Regions from separate parts of the Homo sapiens genome. Here region 1 is linked to region 2. The links are chromatin loops, found by intact Hi-C in ENCODE. Cell type or tissue: MCF 10A. All regions are shown on one strand. Each heading gives the region's core, and the rest is flanking DNA. Links, peaks and the distances in the headings are about the cores only.

The links. Peaks named below come from ENCODE experiments on the same cell type or tissue, not always from the same donor. Only the 100,000 strongest peaks of a DNase experiment are listed, where the experiment ranks them.
Region 1: a loop joins it to region 2, with 5 times the contacts of the local background. A loop is called at or near these places in 13 of 110 quality-filtered maps.

Annotation. Positions count from the first base shown.
Region 1 is chr2:127,300,449-127,311,448 of GRCh38, forward strand. It overlaps MAP3K2 (mitogen-activated protein kinase kinase kinase 2), which reads right to left. Exons shown (of 17, transcript NM_001371910.2): 16 at 8,137-8,314; 17 at 1-7,356. The coding sequence ends at 7,131. Among named protein-coding and RNA genes, the nearest start is that of ERCC3, 12 kb to the left of the region's middle. In MCF 10A, for the core only: no CTCF peak of the experiment used is centred there; a DNase peak (open chromatin) is centred at 5,943.
Region 2 is chr2:127,192,879-127,203,878 of GRCh38, forward strand. CYP27C1 (cytochrome P450 family 27 subfamily C member 1) reads right to left here. Exons shown (of 9, transcript NM_001367502.1): 3 at 10,494-10,693; 4 at 8,244-8,453; 5 at 6,498-6,661; 6 at 2,457-2,623; 7 at 911-989; 8 at 216-419. Among named protein-coding and RNA genes, the nearest start is that of CYP27C1, 22 kb to the right of the region's middle. RefSeq lists a silencer at 4,075-4,369. In MCF 10A, for the core only: a CTCF peak has its summit at 5,094 (motif pointing right); a DNase peak (open chromatin) is centred at 5,113.

The DNA.
Region 1 (11,000 bases), core at 1,437-9,436, 110 kb after region 2:
GGTAAATTTACAAATTGATAATCATAGTTTGCAACAATTCAAAGTTTATTCTCAAATTTATCCAAGTTTACTTTTATTTACAATGAATAAAAAGAACCATGTGAAATGTAAGAGATGTCAGACATTAAAAGTATTTTTGGTATTAACTCTTATAATATTTCAGAATTCAGGGTAGCAAATTTTAAAACCAATAACAATAGAAAAAATGTAAACCATTTACTAATTAAGATTGCATTAAAACAATTGTTGGTCTTTAAAGAAGTATTCTTATCCTTAGACACTGTACTTTCAATTGAATAGGGTGTATTGCAAGAATTTGGCCCACTTCATATTGCCCATAAGCCTCTCCAGCTCAAATGTTTCAACTAGTCCTCTCTTCTTATTCCAGGTGGAAAAAATTCTTTGGAAAAGTAAGAATACATCAAATCCATTTTGTAGTCTATCTAATAGAGTTTAAGGTGTAATTTTGTTTCTTCTCCCCTCCAAGTAAAGCTAATGCTAAAATCATCACTAGTTACATATGCTTTTAAAAAATAAATTCTAAAAAAATATTTAAAAAGAAGTGAACTTAAAAGTGCTTTTCGGTATGGTCATGAACTTTACTGTTCTCAACTGCATTAAGGGATTCTCAACTGCATTAAGGGATTCAGAAATTATTTGGGGACAAGTCCTGTACATATAGTAGAAGCAGATACTTCCTTATGTTCCAAAATGTCTATGGCACAAAGCAGACATCAGTCCAGAACCTACTTTTCCTCACAGCTTTGCTGAAATGCCCCTCAAGTCAAACATAAGTTCATAAATGTTAAGACACTAGGAAGAAAGTTCGCCATCAACCTGAGGCATCAGACGTTAATGTCTGTCTATGTGAATCAGTGGTCAAGTGACATTAACAAGATTGGCACATGTACAAGCTTAAATTCATGTCTACATAGTTCCTCAATAGTGGAAGTAACTTCTGGATGTCTAAATGCACTGATCACCTGTCCTTTTCCTTGAAGGATATACCAGAATACAAATTCTACTAGTATCTGCTTTATAATTTTTATACTATTAGCTTACAAGTGGACAGAAGTAACAGTGCTAATTATTTTGGCTATGTGTACAGGGAATATAAAAGCTTTGGTTTAAAGTGATTCTGATAATACAGATTGTGTTACAAACAAGAAGTCATCAGGCAGAAGGAACAATGGTACTGATTTAATGCCTTTGCTGTTATTAACAAAAATACCATATGACTATCAATTAAAATGCACAATTATGAAAAATAAGAATTCTATGAGACTGTATACAGGCAACAGATAAAATCTATTCTTTTCTTTACTGTAGCTATGACTCCTCCCTCATCTTTCTGAAGCTCAACCTTGAATGCTTACAGGACCACTGAAAAAAGAATCTCTAGGCTCCCCCAAGAGCTCATTTCCATCAACAGCTCTGGAAGGTGAGTATGGGAAGATGGGAGGCCCTGATACTTCCCACACCTACCATGGCATCCTGTCCAAACCATGGCAGAAGTCAAAGCCAAGCCAAAGACAACTATAAGTAGGAATAGCTGCTTCACAGCATGCTTCCCCTAGCCAACCAAAAAGAGGTACAAGAGAATTTCCTTGTGAATACTTGGTAAGCTAAGGAAGCTTATTTTGATAATGTTTGGCAGAATTTCAGTTCCAAAAAGTTCAGGAAGAACTATGTAAAATCAATTACTTTCTATTTAAGAATTATATATAAGATTATTTTACATATACACAAATTGAATTTTAATCTACCTTTAGCAACCAAGAGTATGGCAATTTACAATCAATATTATTATACAATCATTTGTACTAGCTACTTCTGGAAAATGTACTGGTGTTCCTACCCAAGGATGACTACACTCACTGTATGTCATCAGTAGGTCATACATTTGAGTTGTTCTTCCAAAACCAGAAACTGACCTAATTGAACACTCATACCTTTCCCCTTCTTCCTTCCCATCCCTGCCTCCAACTCTAACCACACACACACACACACACACATGCATGCAAACGCACACATACATGCACACATGCACACACTTCACAGAAAAGTAACTTTTCTGTGAGTATTACCCAAAATGTTAGCTGAGAATTAAGGACTAGAATCTGCTATCCCTGGATTTCCTACTCACTGTCCTATCTCATTGCCTTAACATTTGTAAACCATGTGAATGACTTCTTTAGGGCAAAAACAAGTATTGTAACTCTACCATGAAAATCATAACTGAACTATAATATGCCAAGAACTTGGACAGTGCCAATGTGATTGAAAATCAAATATTCAACCCAGAAAACATTTACATGTCTCTTTAGAACGAGAATACCTCTTTCTATGCTTGTGTTGGGAATTCATGTCTAGTGGAAGCTGCAGCATGTCTATCACAGACAAATCCTAATGTTTCTCTCCTAACATTTATTTATTTATTTATTTATTTTTTTAAAAAGGAGGTAGAAAAGGGTAGGAGGAGGCAGGCATTAAGAAACATTTAAGGACCAATACACAGTCTAAGGCCAAATGAACTTGTGAAGCCTACTGATTTTGGAAAAAATCTTCATTTTGGTGGGTAACTTGAATTATTAATATAAAATAAAATTAAGGCATACAGAGAAAAGGCACTACTAAAAATTAACAATTGGATTGCTTTTCATTAACATTTAACCAATCTTAAAATTCAAATAAATATGAACATTACATTTGTAAAACAAAGGCCAAACTTAGTAATAAAACAGTATGATCTCAAGGAACTGTCCTGATCTTAGTATAAATAACACTGTTGACAGAGTTCAATTTCTATCAAATGTTTTGGGTATTTTCACAATTTAGACCAAAATAAAGTATGTTTTCTTTAAAAGAGACACTGGGGAAAAAAAAAAAAAAGAACAAAAAAACACTGTTATGGAATAAATGCTCCCCATCACCAGAACTGTTGAGTAGAGGCTGGGTTTTGCAGTAAGAGGGGGTCCTGAGAGAGATGCTATGTGACCTGGTTGGGGAGGGGATCCCTCTAGTTTGGAGATACTTTTACTCTAATCCCTGTTGTCAGTGACATTTCCGTTTATAACAGCCAATGATTACCTAAAATTGCTTTTCCCTTAATAAAAAATAACATTTTAAAACATCATTGCTGAACTTTCAGAGTTAGCGTATGCCATAAAATAAGTAACTGTTTGCCCATGTTCCTCCTAGATTGTGACCTCCTTAAGGATGTTAATTTAGTACCTGACATAATAAGTTACAATTATTGAACAAACAAAGAAGATTCATTCTATTAAAAAAGATAGATTTGTATATTTAATTGACACCAGGTGATTTTATATCAAGCTATCAGTTCCCAGACTCCAAATAAAATCACTGGCACAGAACTTTGCCATAGGCCAAGGAGTCTGCATCTGGCTTGGTCATCCTGCTAAACTATTCACATCTGATTTTATTTTCTAAGTGATTTCACATATCTTATAACAACTCCATGTCAGAAATACTACAGAGCAGATCTGACATATATATGAGCTGGAGTAGCAGAGACTTAGTCTAAAGAAATAGTTTCATCTTTTTAATGCAGTTTCTTTGGGAATAAGGTAAAGACTCTCTCAAGTGAAAGCCAATCCAATTCACTCTGAAATCAAGGTTTAAAATTTTCTTTTACAGTTCAGCAAATGCATTAATATTTTAATTCCTTATATATGTTATGTAAGGGTAACTGTGCCTTTTAAAACTTTCTAAGGCAATAGTCATTTTTTTAAGTTAGAAAGATGTTTTGTAAACAAGGAAAAGTGCTGAAAATTTTCAAGATATTCATACTGAAATTTTCAGTCTGTATACTTTCAAATACATTTTAAATAATTAACAACCCATCAAAATTTCCACTAGTCATTATGATTTTTTTAACCCTTTTATTCAATACAACATTTTGTTTGCAATGTAAAAGATCTTATATTTGGTCCAAGCCTAAGTCATGCCACTTTGAATCTCTCAAGGCCTTAAGTAGAAAGATATTTCCTGAAAAGCACATATAAGACTGCTAGTGAATCTTCTCCAGCACCAAAAAGTCTGCCACTGTCAAAGCAGAATGCATTTTAAAGGCACAAAGTCAGCAGTCTGACCATTTTCCAGCGTCAGCAAAGAAGCATTACAGTATAGAAGAATCAATTGTGCATTTAAGAAACAAAACACATTTAGAGTTATCTTAAAAAGTTCAAATTGCATTTGTTGATCCATATCATTATTAGAAAGAAGAAAAAAACGGAGTGTTATATTTAACTTCCCCTGATAAAGCTGTTTCCTTTCAAAAATTTCTTTTTTAAATTTACTTTTGGTCTTCCATACCCTCCACCCCCACACCTTCAAGCTTTTTTGTTCTAGTAGTTTTTATATATATTAACTTTTATTGTGGTTTTTGGTACCTTCACAACTTGTTTGAAATAAATTCACATCGTATTTTATATAATAACTCTGTAAACTATTAGTCTATTTTTAAGTCTTTACATAAAGAACATTACTTTCCCATAGCTAATAATATTTTTCTTATAAAGCAAAGGCCTTCCACAGCAGTGTTAAAGTAGTAGTTTCTTTTCAGGTGCCTTTATTTTCTATAGCATTTAGAAAAGAAAACAGAGACTGAAAAAAAAACAGTTTTGCTCTGGGTTCTACAGTCTCACCAGATTTCTCTCTAAAGAGCATTTGTCTCATATTGTGCACTGCTGGTTACCCTGACAGACCAAAAACGAGCCAAAGGAAAAGCACAACTACACAAGACAGATATGAAGGAAAAGCCCACTGGTCAAGGACCATGATCTTGCTCAAGTAGAAAAGATGCCCTCATTCATAAAAGATAAAGAAATTATAATAGATCCACACACTTGGGGATTCTTTCTAGAACAAAATTTGGCAGTTGCTTTACCAAGGCAGGGACACCTCATTCTTGTTCTTCCCTGCAAACTGCTTCAATTTTAAGAATATGAGAGAAGCGTTGACAATTAATTTTGTGCTTTGACTTCTTAGACTAGCTAGTGGAATTTCAAATATTCCTACAGGGAATGCTAGGTAGGACCTTGGCACAGTAAACCAAGATCTACCTAACTTCAGAAACAAAGTATCGTAAAAGAGTCCCTAAATAAGCACACCTTTTGGCAGAAAATAAGAATACCTGAGTCCCTTATGAATCCCATGAAAGGGATTCTGGGGCCTCCAGGAAGACTGTTGTTTTCTAGACCTTTAAAATAAAGTACTAAATAAAGTACTAATAAAGTACTTAGCACTTGCTTTAACATGCTGAAAAAAACTGCAAGTGGCCAAATTGCTGATATCTTCATGTTTTATAGTAGCACAATTCTATTAGAGATAGTGGGGCCTTTCCCAGCTGTCTTGTTCCATTTAACAATGTCCTTGCTCTTATTGGATACATTGTACTAGAAATACGTGGCAGCTTTTTAACCTTCCCATTAGTAGTTAAAATTTTGTTTTGATATGCTTTTTTTTTTTTTTTTGCCCAAAATCATGAATTTTAAGGAAAGAATATATAGAGATGGCTGAGTTCAAAAGGCTCAGTGTTCAAATTCAGTTTGTTCCTAAAATGAAGAGTTACCTATGTGGGTGCAATATGCAGCTGGTAAAGTGATTGCTATTTGCTGTTTGTTGAGATTATTCACCCTTGACTTAAAGCAGCAGTATCTGATCTTGTAAAATCCTCAATTTGCATTACATCACTTTCTCTTTGCGACTTCCTTTTCTTTCTTGCATTTACTGCTTTGTAAATAGCTGTTTTCAGTTTATAACTGGGACTGATCTTTACATCAGGGTTTCTCAGCCTCAGCACTTCTGACATTTTGGGAGGGGTAATTCTTTGAGGCTGCTTTCCTTGTGTATTATAATCTATTTAGCAACATCCCTGGCCTCTACCCAATTCATGTTACTAGTATCCCTCCAATTGTGACAACCGGAAATGTCTCTAAGAATTGCCAAATGCCTAGTGAAATCATCCTCGCTCCACTTTTGGCAACCACTGTTTCACATGATACCTGTTTTTTTGAGGTGCTTTAGTATTCTGTGATCCTAAGAACAAGGGTTTCATCTCCTGACATAACACATAAACATTACTAATTGAACTCTTCGCTCCTAAGGGATGTTACCTATGGGGAATCAGGAGCTGGAAATAGAAGATGGTATACATGATTTTGATTATTTCTCCATTCCTTTAATTTTGGGACGTCCCCCTCAAGTAAAACAAAACAAAACTGTTTAAAATACACTAAACACCTAATTTTTTTTCATTATTTCTATTGACTGTAAATGTGGTCTCTTCTACTGCTCACACATTTGATAAGAGTGATGTCCTTTTGTCTTTTATTTCTATTTGCTCACAACTTGACTTTAAAATAAAGGTTTTCCGTGTGTGTGTGTGTGTGTGTGTGTGTGTTTTTAAGCAGAAAGCTATCCCTCAAGGTTTACAGATTCCAGTAACGTGGATCTATTATAGTGTATTTGCTTATTATACTGGTTAGGATTAACAAATAAACATACCTCTCAGAGATTCATATCTTCTATCAAGACTCCTACTGAGCAAAAAGGTTGGTAGACAGAGGTTAGGATCTAAAGAATACAGATATAAGAAGAAACCTATATTCTTTAAGTTGAGTACCTACCCTAAACTAAAGTTTAGGGCTCAACCCCACAAATGAGGATATATTTTAAATACTATCACTAAAAACTACAAATTATACATCATTTTCTTCTCCTTGTTTTCCATGTCTTCCCATCGTCACTGATGTGTCAGTGATAGAGGGAATGACTCTACAATCTTTAGGTATTCCAAATGATTTGTTTGTACTAAAAAGAGTGACTATGTACTAAAGTGCTTTATCTCTCTGAACCACATCAGTACATTATAAAAATTAAAAAAAAAAACTTCAAGTTCTTGTAAGGGAAAAAAAGATTAAATATAAAAAATTTAGGATATTATTATTATTAAACAAATTTAACCAAGAATCAAGAGAAATACTTTCCCTCTTGTCTTTTTTCTCCCCCATCTCTCTTTTTTTATAAAAAAGAAAAGTGCAGTCAGAGAGAAGGTGAATGAATAGATGGGAGCTAGGTAGAGGCACAGGAGAGGTTACTGGCTGCTAGTGATAATGCACAAACATGTGCCTTAAGAGTTCATCAGCTGAAGGTCTCAGTTTGGCCTCTACAAAAATCCGTTTGAGGAAATCTCGAGTATAGTCTGAGACATGAGGTGGCAGCTTTGGGTTTGTTGGCTGAGTGGCGATTTTAAAGATGGCAGCCATTGCTTCAAATTCAGCCCAAGGCGGCTTTTCAGTTAGCATTTCTACCACAGTACATGCAACACTCCTGAAAAGAAACAAAAAGAAATACATTACACAAACAACAACATGAAAGAAAGCTAGTTAGCTAGAAAATGAGAAACAGGCATTAAGTCCATATATATTTAAATATGACTTAATTTCAAGTTCAAAGTTTCATTAAAAAGTTCTAATTTCGTAAAACTAATTTAAACATAAAAATCAATTAAAATAAATTTAATGACTATCACTTAATTCAAACGGTTGGGCAAAGAACATTATTCATCTTATTATTTTTGTTTTATATAATTTCTAACCTGATTTTAAAAATAATTTTTGTCTTTATCTTACAAAGAATATAAGCATTAGAAATCAATTGCCTTCAGGTGCCTAAAATGAATGTCTATTAAAGTCTTTTCTGGGTGGGAAGTAGAAAATGGCCATTTCATGTTCTAACTTAAAATTATAAAAGAATTAAAGATTAAATGAATTATAAGACACTGACAACAAAGATGAAGTACTTTTAAAGGTCTTTAGACAAACAAAGTAACTATTTATTTACTTCTGTAATAGCAAAAAGCTTTTTAATGCTGAGGTTTGCTCACGACAAAATCCTTCCTAAAGAATGGAGGACAGGTTCAAGGATTCTAACTATTTAGTCAATTATAAGCCTCAATAAGGCACAATTAATATAGTGTTAATCTTCGCAATTCTTACGTCCTATTTTGGAAGTACAAAAGATTATTTACATCTGCCTCAGTAATTCAATCCCAGGTGGAAATACATAGGCGGCAGGTGGTTTTCAAGCAAACTTCGTATCAAAACCTACCAGATGTCTGCTTTTCTTCCATAGCCTTCTCCACTGATGACTTCAGGGCTCATCCAGTATGGTGTGCCCGTGACAGACTTCATTCCTGTCCCTGAGAGACAGATGGTCTGAAGCCGTTTGCTGGCCCCAAAATCTCCTAGTTTGACGTTGCCTGTTGAATCTCGCAGGATATTTGCGCCTAAAAATAAGACATTGCCTCATTTCATTAATTTTATTGGCAGTCTCGAATATAGCATAAAAGAACAATGGCAGAGAATTACTTCATAGACTCTTTGATTTGTCCCCAAAGTTAGGCTGCTTTTCATCCTCTGGCAGTAGCTGGCATAATGCTAGTCACACAGGTGGTGCTCATTAAGGATTTGCTGCAAGAACACTACATTTTTAGGTCAGCTGTGTGTTTAGGACCTAGGACGTTTCTATTGAAAAGGACTGGTGCAGGTTGGAGGTGGGGGTGAAGAGGAGGAGAAAGGGGAAAAGGGCTAAGAATGAAGCTCAGTGAAGGACCAAGAAAGCCCCCAGTTTCTCTATCATAAAGCAAGAAGCCCATGGATGAAGCTTATTTCCCTGAGAAGTCAGCCTTTTCTCAGAAACTTCCTTAGGGACCTTCAGAACAAAAGCATTTTCCCCCTCTATTACTTAAATTTAGTTACCTTACATTTTAGAGTTTTCTTAATATTGAATCTTGCTTTATATTAATTTTACTTCCCAATTTCTAATATTTTAAATGTCTCATAGGCAGGCTTTGAGCTTTTCATTTAAAATTTCATTAGCTTTTATAATAAACTTTTTAGATAGCTTCAGATTTACAGAATTATTGCAAAGACAGTATAGAGAGTTCCCATATACCCCCACACCCAGCTTCTCTATTACTAATATCTTAGTATGGTACATTTGCCACAATTAATAAACCAATACTGAAATATTATTAACCAAGTTCATACTTTGCTTAGATTTCCTCAGTTTTTCCCTAATATCATTTTTCTGGATCCAGGATCCTAACCAGGATCCCACACCATATTTAGTCATCGTGTCCCCTGAGGCTCCTCTTAGGTGGGATACTTTCTCAAATTTTCCTTGTTTTTGATGACCATGACATTTCTGAGGAGTACTGGGGTCAGGTTTTTGTAGAATGCCCCTCAATTAGGATTTGTCTCATGTTCTCATAACGGGGGTTGTAAGTTTTTTGGAGGAAGACCGCAGCTAAACTGCCATTCTCATCATACGATATTAAAGGCACATAGTGTCAACATCATTGTTGATGCTGACCTTGATCACCTGGCTTAAGATAGTGTTTGTCAGGTTCTCCACTGTAAAGTCATTCTCCCCCACCCTTTCCGTACTTTGGAAGAAATTCGCCACGCACAGCCCACAATTAAGGAGTAAAGAGTTATGCTCCAGGCTGAGTAGCTACATAAATTATTTGGAGTTATGCTGCAGAAGAGATTTGTCTCCCCTCTCCCACATATTTATTAAATCATTCATTTGCATCACTATGAACATGGATATTTGTTTTATACACTGGGTTATAATCCAGTACTACTTTATTTGCCTGCTATTTATCAGTTTCAGCCACTGGAGTTCTTTCCACTGACTCTGTGTCCCTTTGCCATACCCCCATCATTGTATCCTTGGCTTTTGTTTTGGAGCACTTTCTTGCTTTCTGGCATTTGAAGATGCTCCAGGCTCATCTTGTATATTTCCTGCACCAGTGCTAGAATCAGCCATTTCTCAAGGAGGCCTGGTTCCTTTTAGTGGAGAATGGTATTAAAAAAACAAGATATTGGCCAGGTGCAGTGGCACACACCTGTACTCCTAGCACTTTGGGAGGCAAAGGTGGGTGGATCGCTTGAGCTCAGGAATTCAAGGCCAGCCTAGGCAACGTGGTGAGACACCATCTCTACAAAAAAATACAAAAAAATTAGCTGGGCATGGTAGCATGTGCCTGCAGTCCCAGCTACTTGGGGGCTGAGGCTGAAGGATCGCTTAAGCCCAGAGGGCCAAGGCTGCGGTGAACTGAGATCATGCCACTGCACTCCCGCCTGGGTGATAAAGTGAGACCCTGTCTCAAAAAAACAAAAACAAAAAACCAAGCTTGGGCACTAGGCTCACTTGTTTTTTATTCTCTATTTTCACTCTTATCATTTTAAAAACTCTATTTTTTCTGGGATTATAAATCTAGTTTCCGTCTTTTATAAATCATTTCTCTTCTCATTTTTTTCCACATAGCCCTCATTACTTTGGACCTTCTCATTTTTAACTTTTTCTTTACCTATTCTTAAATAAGCCATTTATTTTATTATCTAATTTTAAAATTTTACTTCAATTCTTATTTTTAACTCTTCCATAACCTTAACCATATTTTATATTACAAAGATTCATTTTCTTGGTTCTCTTACCCTTTTCTTAAAAAACGGTCTCTAAGAAGGAGACTGAATAGTGGAGAAAAGCTACCTTACAGACTGGAGAGGATAAAGAGACCCCACCCCTATCACGGGGCTTCTGTACCTGTCTTTCTGTTCTACCAGCAAATTCCCCAGTCTAGTCAATGATGGTTCCCTAAAGCCTCTCTCCAGAGGAGAGTCCAGGGTCCATTCTCTGCACACCTTAAGTGTAAACATGCCATGACATTAGTGATCTTCTGAAAGAGCACTGTCTAACATTTCCTACCATCCAGTACTTTAAGAAGGAATGTCAAAAAAGCCACCGTCTCTAGAATACTTAACCAGTGGAAGGACAACAAAGCCCATTTTTTACTGGCTACAAGCAGGGCTCTGATAGGGGAAGGAACAGTCCAAGGCAGGTCACAGACAGGGGAAGCTGTCTCTGGGGCGGAATCACCAATATTGAACCAATGCTTATCCACA
Region 2 (11,000 bases), core at 1,062-9,061:
CGGCTCACTGCAGCCTTGAACTCCTGGGTTCAAGTGAGCCTCCCGCCTCAGCCTCCTGAGTAGCTGGGACCACAGGTGTGAGCCACAGTGCCTGACGGCTCTTGATCTTAAGTTTCCAAAACCGTCTTTGCTTTTCAACCTGGAAGTCTTTATCCTGTTGTGCCCAGTAGAAAGAGGCCGAACCCAAAGGCCAACGTTTGGCCTCCACGCCCTACCTGGATCACGACGAGGTGAATCTCCAGTTCTGCAATTCTCCGCCCTATGCAGCTGCGAACCCCATGACCAAAGGGGATGGATCCAAAATTGTCAACTCTATCTAAGTCTCCTTTCCGCAGCCAGCGCTCAGGCCGGAACTCCTTGGCCCGAGGGAAGTTCTCATCCTGGTACGATGTGGCATAGTGGCAAAGGGCCAGCTGGGTCTGAGGAAATCAGGGATGACAGAAAAGGGAAAAGGGGCAGAATCACTCAAGAGCAGGGCAGGGCCCAGAGCCCTAGCCGGACAGTCTCCCGGGGTGCTCCCGCCTGGGGGCCGCCCGGGTCCACTCACACCCAGGATGGCAGCCGCTCCCCCCTTCCCACTCCACACTGCACCCCAAATGTCACTGCAGCCACTGAGAAGACCGTCGAGCCCTTCAGAGACTCCCAGCGGTGACTGGCCACTTCCACACGGCCTGGGGAGCAGGCCAAGGAGCATGGGCTGCCTTGCTGGTGAGCAGTAAGTTTCCAGAGCAGTGAGATCACACCATTCCCTTCCTTTCTCCCAACACCCCATCTTCATCTTAAAATACATGCAAAAGAAAAGGAAACCTATTGATCTCTGCTTAGGGACAAAGACTTCCTGAAGGTAGAAGCAGATTCCAATTCAACCCCGACCCGCAAGGCCTGGCCACCCCCATGGCCCCAAACTCACGCCTTTCGGAATCAGATACCCGCCAATAACCAGGTCTTCCTGGGTGACCCGGCCGTTCCCTGGCAGCACTGGAAACAGCCTGGAAAAGAGCCAGCGGGGACGGGAATGGCGTGGTGACTTTCACAGTATTTTATTGAACGTTCAGAACCCTGGATATATTCCCATTTCCATTAAAAATTCTTAAAAAGTAACACATGGTACATTTTCAACTGAAACATTTTGCAAGGACCTTTGCTGCTTCTTTGTTGGCTTGCTTTACCAGCGAGTATTCTGAGGAATGTGGAAAAGACTCCCAAAGCAAAACATTTGCAAAACACAAAGCCAAGCCTTTCACATGCCATTGTGTTCCCAGGAGGGAAATTCCAAGTTTCTAATATTTTATGTGACCACGGGACCACTTTATCAAGGAATAGTTCATAGGACTTAAGGCCCCATGAAATGCATTTGGAGAAAAGATACTTCGGCGATCGGATTATCTCAGAAAACCCTGAATAAAACTTTAATTGACAAATACCAATAAACCCCACAGCCAGCTGCTTCTTTTTTTTTAATTTTGAGGTTCAACAGCATGCTATATAGGTTGACGGTCATTATCAAGTCAGCTTTGAAAGAATTCTTTAGTATATACTGCAGAAAACAAGCTTTGCTTTTTGTCGCAGCATTTCCTCACAGAGGATGCCGTGTTTGGGGGAAGGGATGTAATCCGTCCCTAATCCCACCTCCTACCCAAACCATCCCCTCAACCCAGGACAACCCACATCCCTCCGGCTTTTCTGTTTGTCAGGAAAGCCCTGTCTGGGAGTAATTGAGCCTCACTGGGTGGCGTCTAAACCCAGATGAGAACATTCACTCAAGAACCATGAGGTTTGTATCCAGGTCTGCAAATCAGCTGAACAGGTCAAACTATTTTCCTAACAAATCGATCTTGTTTCGTGTTATCTTCAGAGGAACAAAGTCAAAGGCCATTGACCCAGGAACATTTTGGGAAACCCCCAGTAAGCCAATTGGCTAAAGCAGGGACAATATTCAATGACTGCTCCAAAGATCTTTTTTCTTTTTTTTTTTTTTTTGAGACAGAGCCTCGCTCTGTTGCCCAGGCTGGAGTGCACTGGTGCAATCTTGGCTCCATCACCTAACTTCAAGCGATTCTCTTGCCCCAGCCTCCCAAGTAGCTGGGACTACAGGTGCCTACCACCACGCCCTGCTAATTTTTGTATTTTTAGTAGAGACGCAGTTTCACCATGTTGGCCAGGCTGCTCTTGAACTCCTGACCTCAGGTAATCTGCCTTGGCCTCCCAAAGTGCTGGGATTACAGGCGTGAGCCACTGTGCCTGGCCCAAAGATCTTTACAGAGAACAAGGATTATGTCGACCCATAAAACAGAATGGTCTTTCTGCTATTCTGACAAGAGCAGAGAAAAAATAACAGTCACGAACATCCTCATCCTGAACAGGTCAGCCGGGGGGGCATTTGGAGGACTTGTTGTGATAGAGAACCAGGGACCTAAGGGACACAGTTTGTTGACGGATTCTGGCGAGCCTTTTACCTCAGGGTTTCCTTAAGGAGAGCTCTGACCAGCGGGACCTTGGGGACATCAGCTGCAGTTGGAACATGCCTTTCCCCTAAATTCTTCACAATCTCCCGGTACACCGTCTGCTGCACTTCTGGGTGCCTTGCCAGGAGGTACACAGTCCAAGACAAGGTGAAGGACGTCTAAGGAGAGAAAGTGGCAGACACAGGCAGGCAGTGAGTAACACCAGGGACTGAAACAGAGGCGGTGGCAGGTAGGAAGTCCCCTGGGAATACACACAGCACAAAGTCAAACTCATCCAATTCCATATAGCACCTAATGTCTTACTAAAAACGAAAGACTGTTTCCTTAATTCATGGCAAATAAATAAATAAATAAATAACTGAACGTATTTGGCAAGTGACATTGACTCTATGATTCATGTGCTCCTGTCATGAAGAGCCACAGGAAAAATGATCCTGGAGCTTTTTTTAATCACTGAAGAGCAATATGTCAGGGATGCCGTGGAGCCTGGAGGATCTGCTGGGACTTTGTGTGACCTTCTTTGCAGGGCTTGCTCGGTGTGTGCCAGAAAGGGCCTCAGGCTGCCCCCCGGCATCCCCAGGATGCTGGGCCCGGCCCACTCTGGCTGCCCTAATCTAGAGATTGGAGTGCACAGGAGATCACTAGTTAGCCATCGTGTCCTGCCTTCATCAAGTAAGGTCCACACAGAGCAAGTCAATAACTCGTCTATGCAAAGCAGTGTCTTTTTTTTTTTTTTTGAGACGGAGTCTCGCTCTGTCGCCCAGGCTGGAATGCAGTGACGCGATCTCGGCTCACTGCAAGCTCTGCCTCCCGGGTTCATGCCATTCTCCTGCCTCAGCCTCCCGAGTAGCTGGGACTACAGGCGCTCACCACCACGCCCGGCTAATTTTTTGTATTTTTAGGAGAGACAGGATTTCACTGTTAGCCAGGATGGTCTGGAACTCCTGACCTTGTGATCTGCCCACCTCGGGTCTCCCAAAGTGCTGGGATTACAGGCGTGAGCCACCACGCCCGGTCAGCCATGTCATTTTTTATACCTCTTCTCAAACCTTTCTACTTATTGAAAATAATTGTTTTATTCTCGTAGGTCCCAAGATTTTCGCTAAAATCAATAGTATCATCTATGGGACTACATTTCACTCTCTAGTAAACAAGGAAATGCCACAGTATAAAGGCCTTTCTCTTTCACCAAAAAAAAAAAACTAATTTAAGCAGGCAATATTGATATCATTTTCTTGTAGAAGATATCACGTGTTTTAGAGGGCAGCCCTCTTGTATATATAATATAATGTGCAAGGTCTTATAAATTATAAAAGATTACTTAGATGCTTCCTATCAAGAGAATAGAAAATTTCTATTTAGATCACATTTTTATGGAAAAAATGTGGTATATCCATACAATGGAATACTACTTAGTAATAAAAAAGAATCAATTACTGTTCTATGCCACCACATGAATGAACCTGAGTCATTCTTCTGAGTGCAGGAAGCCAGATGGAAAAGACAGCATGCTATATGATTCCATTCTCATCAATGTTTAGAAAAATGTGGCAGTGGTTTCATAAATGATTCCATCTGTCAAAAATCTGTATCGCATTATGCAGTTTAAATGGAGTTGACTATGCATAAGTTATACCGCAATAAAATCATACTAATTTTTAAAAATCAGTATGAAGTTGTAAGAATTTGTTCCCTGGCTTCTATTGTAGGATGCTAAAAGGAACAGCTTCCTTCTGAATGCCACCTCATTGTGATGTTCTTAGTTACCACCAGGGGACAGGAGGCACAAGCTCAGCGACGAAGCCATTCATTGATTTCTTCACCTTTCAAGTGGTGTCTTAATTTGAGCGAATCCACACCATCACATTCAGGTAGTTAATTAGAATTCTCATTGATTGCATCATTTAGTTTGCATTTAGTTCATATACTTTTTGTTTTATTGTTGCACAAAATCCAAAAGAATAAGGAGTTTATGCTGTGTGGGTTTGTTTTTGTTTTGTTTTGTTTTGTTTTTCGCTTTTACATGCTTAAGTGATATTACAATAAAAATAAAGCCTTGAGGCTTTTTTGCCCCTTTAAGATGTAGGTCTGTGCGGGGCGTGCCTTATTCAAGGCCGGGAAGCACCCGTGCAAAGGAAAAGCTTTGAGATGATGGGCTTGGTTGTTTAGTTTCCCCACCTGTTAATGAAGTCAATGACTCCTACCTTAGAGGAAGCTGTGAGACAGGCAGGGTGTGCGTGCAATGCTTTGGAAACAGCGAAGCGTCACGCAATCTTAATTCTCTCTTTCCACCCGACCACCAGCAGCACCCCAGCCCGCAGCTTCCCCAGTTTCCAGCCAGAAATTTCATTATCTTCCACCCACTGAAAGCATCAGCCTAGCTCCTCCCTGTTTTGCCATTTCCTTTTAGCAAATTTTACAACTGCTTTCACCTGTACCTACACGGCGATCATTTTCACACGTATCCTATTAATTGTATCATATTACACATGTGCTTTTGAAAGGAACTTGGCTCCTTATTCCCCCCGGACCATGCCACCCCCAGCCAGCCAAAAACCCATGTTAACTATCTAGTGTGTTCCCTCCACGCGCTGCTCTGTGTTCGCACAGTCACGGACAGATGTGCAGATGCACACAGCCGGGAGGGGGCGGTGCCGCTGCATCTTACTCACAGGACACAGTATACATGCTGGTCTGCCTCTTCCTTTCCCATCGGATAGCCTGTGGGTTCCCCCCAGGTTAATGGGCAGTGCTCTGTCTCATTCTGATATGAACCCTCCCTGGTCCCAGTGTATCATTGATCTGCCATGCTACTGGGCTCCATTCACAGGGAATTTGTTGATACACACACACACACACACACACACACACGCACTCATCAACCAAACTGCTTTAGTTTACTTTCTTTACACTCTCTTTAGCAGGTTTTGGTTTTGAAGTTATGTTGGCTTTATAGAACAAATTGGGGAGTGAATGAAATGAATTCTTGGCTTTATAAATAAATTCCATGGCCTGGAATATTTTAAATGATAACTAATAAGGTTTTTAATGTCTGTACCCTCTTCATGTATGAAATTATGAAACAATGACAAAATGTTTACAAATCAGGAATGATTTGTAAACTTTAAACATTTATTATCATTTTGTGTGTGTGCTAATGGAATTTTGGTTATGCTTTTCACAGAAATCATTATGCACCTTACATTTAATATACAATCATGCATCGTATAGTGATGTTTTGGTCAATGATGGACCCAATATACAATGGTGATCCCATAAGATTATAAAGCCACATTTGTACTGTAGCTTGCCAATGTTTAAGTATGTTAGATACACACATACTTACCACTGTGTTCCAGCTGCCCACAGTATTCAGTACAGTAACATTCCGTACAGTTGTGTAGCCTAGGAGTAATAGGCTCTACCGTGCAGCCTAGGTATGTGGTAGGCTACCATCTAGGTTTGTGTAAATACACTCTAAGATGTTCACGCAATGACAGGACCACCCAACAACGCATTTCTCAGAACAAATCTGCATCATTAAGTGAGGCGTGACTGCATACACAGAGTTTTCTCCTCCTGGAGCCCCCCAGCAGTGCAGCAGGCCTAGTACAAACATGAACAGTGTGCTAAACAAATCTGCCTTAAAAGTAGACAACGGCCAGTCGCAGTGGCTCATGCCTGTAATCCCAGCACTTTGGGAGGCCAAGGCGGGTGGATCACCTGAGGCCGGGAGTTCGAGACCAGCCTGGCCAACATGGTGAAACCCCCGTTGCTACTAAAAGTACAAAACATTAGCTGGAAGTGGTGGCGGGCGCCTGTAATCCCAGCTACTCTGGAGGCTGAGGCAAGAGAATCACTTGAACCTGAGAGGCAGAGGTTGCAGTGAGCCGAGACCATGCCATTGCACTCCAGCCTGGGCAATAGAGTAAAACTCCATCCTCCCGCTCCAAAAAAGTAGACAACGTCCATGAGGTGATGAGGAAGGGGTTATCGTGTGTTGCTTGCTGAGAACAGGACCCCCAGACTCACCGTGTCGACGCCGGCCAGCAGCATCTCAGTCACGTTGGCGTAGATCTCCTGCAGCGTCAGAGCCTGGCTAAGGAAGAGGTATGTGAGAAGTCCCCCGCTCACCCTCCGGCCTCGGTCCATTTGGTACTGTATGTCCCTCAACTTGTTGTCAACATGAATTTGGCCTGTTTGAAAACAGTATTTCTTTTGAAAGGAGTTTGGGTTGAGAATCATCTTTTCAGTCTCAAAGCCCTCTGTCCTCCCAGTAGCTTAACTAAACCAGTGGCAGGTGACAGAGGGTAAGGAAACCCAATTTATCTAACGTCAACCTGGGAGTTTCACTCATACACTTGCTTATGTAAATGAATGAAAAGTTAAAAGACAAGCTAAACGTATCTTCCTTTTTAAAAATAAGCTGTAGGATATTTGCAGATGTTTGCTTTACTAATCCAATAGCCAAATAAATTATTTATATAATATGAGTAACAAAATGCAAACTCTTTTATTTTTTTCTACCACACTTTCAGAAGAGAAAATGAGTGGAGGGGAAAAGGCCACACATTATTATCTGGGATGTTACCATACAGCACAGACTTCAGGACTTCTATATTCAAATAAATGTTGTGGTTGTTGTTGTTTCCTTAAGACAGAGGCTCGCTCTGTGGCCCAGGCTGGAGTGCAGTGGCAGGATCTCGGCTCACTGCAACCTCCGCCTCCCGGGTTCAAGCCATTCTCCTGCCTCAGCCTCCCAAGTAGCTGGAATTACAGGCACGCGCCACCACGCCCAGCTAATTTTTGTATTTTTAGTAGAGACGCAGTTTCGCCATGTTGGCCAGGCTGGTCTTTAACTACTGACCTCAGGTGATCCTCCCACCTCGGCCTCCCAAAGTGCTGGGATTACAGGCGTGAGCCACTGCACCCAGCCTAAATATTGATCTTGAAAAGACACCATGAAACACTTTATTCAGTGTTAGCATTGCTCTAGAACATTGTTCTAAGCATTTTGAAAATAATTTCTTTATTTTTGGCAATGCTTTTATAGTAAAAATTTTAGTCACATAAGAAAACAAATCTCTTTGTAATCTCACCTTGGATTTGAACAAAAATTGTCACATTCAAATGAATGTGCGTGGACCTGAAACTCTACATTTTAAGCACTGACCAATTTATTTGGAGTAAAGACATCATCTTGCATGGACATTTACTTGTACCTGTCCCTGCTAGCATGCTAGTGAAAATAAAAATTATTTTAAAATGAAAAAACTGATCATGTTACCTGTAGTCACAACCCACATGCTTTTTGCTTCTTTGAAAAACAAATCCATGGCCAGGCGTGGTGGCTCACACTTGTAATCCCAGCACTTTAGGAGGTCAAGGTGGGTGATCACCTGAGGTCAGGAATTCAAGACCAGCCTGGCCAACATGGTGAAACCCCATCTCTACTAAAAATACAAAATAATTAGCCAGGCATGGTGGCAGGTGCCTGTAATCGCAGCTACTCAGGAGGCTGAGGCATGATAATCACTTGAACCTAGGAGGCAGAGGTTGCAGTGAGCTGAGATCACACCACTGCACTCCAGCATGGGCGACAGAGCCAGACTCCGTCTCAAAAAAAAAAAAAATCCAAAAGTTATGGGTCCAAAAACTAACACGTGACTACATCTAGGCATCCTCTGCTATGGTCACCCATTGTCTGGATGAGAGTTAGACACACAACACGGCAGGTCAACCTGCTTCTGCAAAAGGTGCTCTCAATTCTTCTCTTACTGAATTTGAAGAGTCCATCCCAGGACCTGCAGAATTCCCGCCAGGGCTTTGGGATGAAGGGGCGAAGCCATCTGGGGATGGCGCCTGCATACATGGAGGTCTTGAACATGCTAAACATGAGCTCCAGGGCCTCGATGTATTCCACAGTCAGCTGTGGGATGCTGTTTTCCAGGCAGCCCAAACGACTCTCATAAAGGATGGTGGCCACTCCTAGACAGGAAAGAGAATTTGAAAACCCTCTTCTAGATTATTTACCATACCAACAGGCAATGTTGGGCCATAAATGCAACTTTCAAACGTGGTCCAGGTGCCTTTCATGAATGAGGCATCGTCCCTCTGAGGATTTCTCTGCATCCTGAACTGCAGGGTGCTGGCATTTAGGGCTGACAGGTGGTGCTGTTGCTGCTTCACCTAAGGAGCCCCACAGCCCTGGGAGGCACAGATGAAGAAGCCCACTCTCTGGAGGAAATTCGAAGACTCTGAGAGTTTAAGTAGCTTGGCTAAGGCTGCAGAGGAGGACCCTGGGACAGATCTGGAGCACAGGTCTGAAATGATGAGCCCTGGGGAGGGGACAATCACCGAGCGTGTCACTGCTCTCCCCCAACACCCTCCTCTCAGGAAGGAGTCGGCAAACCTCACATGGCCTCTCCCTGCCCCACCTGGCCACTGGGGATCGCCTTCCAGCCACTTGCCCAACTTGAGGAATTGAAAAGTGACTCCTCCTGGCCAAAACGCAGAGCCCAGGCCTGGAGAGCTAAAGGCGCAGCAGAAGTGGCCTGGATGAATCCGTGTCGGGCAGAGCTGTGAACTGTATTTACCAATCACTTCTGGGATGATTTTGTTACTAATTTTAGAGAAAATTAACATCAGAACTCTGCAAAGCTAACTTGAGTGAAAGTTGAAGGTAAGCTTTTTTTAAAAAAGATGAGAAAGCTGATAGAAAGTCCTCCAAGATGCATTCTATTTTTTTTTTTTTACACAAACATCACCATGTTAGACCAACATGCTTTTTTTTTTTTTGAGATGGAGTTTCACTCTTGTCACCCATGCTGGAGTACAATTGTGTGGTCTTGGCTCACTGCAACCTCCGCCTCTCTAGTTCAAGCGATTCTCCTGCCTCAGCCTCCCAAGTCTCTGGGATTACAGGTGCCCGCCACCATGGCCCAGTTAATTGTTGTATTTTTAGTAGAGACAGGGTTTCACCATGTTGGCCAGACTGGTCTCAAACTCCTGACCTCAGGTGATCCACCCGCCTCGGCCTCCCAAAGTGCTGGGATTACAGGCGTGAGCCACCGCACCCAGCCCCAAGATGCATTCTTAAGTAAAGAGAAAGCACGGTGCAGAACAGTATGTTTGGTGTACTACCCTTTATTGTTTAAAAATAAAAAGAATATTCACATGCGTTTTTCTGTATGTGCATAAAACATCTCTTGACATATACATGAGAGACTAGTGACCTTTGCTGCATTCAGGAAAGAGGGAGACCTTCACTGAAGCCTTTTTGGTATTGCTATTTGAACAGGAATGTACCACTCATTCAATATGACTAAAAGCTAGAATGAGTTTGAAGTAGATGCCCTCTCAACTTCACTCCTTTTTAAAAATTATGCTCAAACAAAATGTTTTTTTTTTTTGAACATGTAAATTAGTAATTAGGAACATGGCTTCTTGAGTTTAAAAGACCTGAATTTGAAACTAACTTTCTGCCTCTAAAAAGAGGGATGGGGGTGTGGCATTGGGCAAGTTCTTTTTTAAGTCCAGTTTCAGCCAGGTGCAGTGGCTCATGCCTGTAATCCCAGCACTTTGGGAGGCCAAGGCGGGCGAATCACGAGGTCAGGAGTTCGAGACCAGCCTTGCCAACATGGTGAAACACTGTCTCTACTAAAAATACAAAAAATTAGCCGGGAGTGGTGGCAGGTGCCTGTAATCCCAGCTACTCGGGAGGCTGAGGCAGGAGAATCGCTTGAACCTGGGAGGCAGAGGTTGCAGCGAGCCAAGACCACATCATAGCACTCCAGCCTGGGTGACAGAGCAAGACTTCATCTCAGAAAAAAAAAAAAAAAGTCTCAGTTTCCTCATTGGTCAACGGTGGTTCACACCAGGTTCACGTTAGCACCGTGGAGGTGACATGCATGTATGTCCCAGACTTAGCACACTGCCTGGGACCCAGGGAATGATCCAAGATGACATCTGCAGGTTTGGGGCAAGTATCCATTCTTCCCTCCTTCCCACCTGCTGATTCCACCTCACCTTCCATTGAATATTTGAAGAAAAGATCATTGACATTGGTCACGGTTTCTCCATCTTCTGCCTGGCTCCTGAGGAGGTAGATTCTTTTAATTAAGTCAGCAATAACTTGGTTGACTTCTCCAGAATAAATGGCCACATCTTTCGGTTTCAGAATTCTTTGTCTCAATACGCTTCTCATCTTGAGCCACTGTTCACCCTCCCTAGAAGAATCAAGTGAGTTTCAAATCATCTTACTTACACTGACATTCTGGGAAAGAATTCAAGGAACCTCTAGAAAAAATTTCAGCCATAAAGAATCAACAAGAGCTGCCCAACAAAGTAGAATTAAGACAGGAAAGACTTTTTGCTGGGGAGAGAGAAGTTAATAACTGCAGCCCTGGAGCCTGTTAGAGCTTCTTACACTCTTGCCTTTGAAGCAAACTTTAAGGAAAAAACTACCAGTGGTAAGTAATAATCTTTAGTAAAAGTAATACGACTTCCTTTAAAAAATCTTGAAATAATATTGTA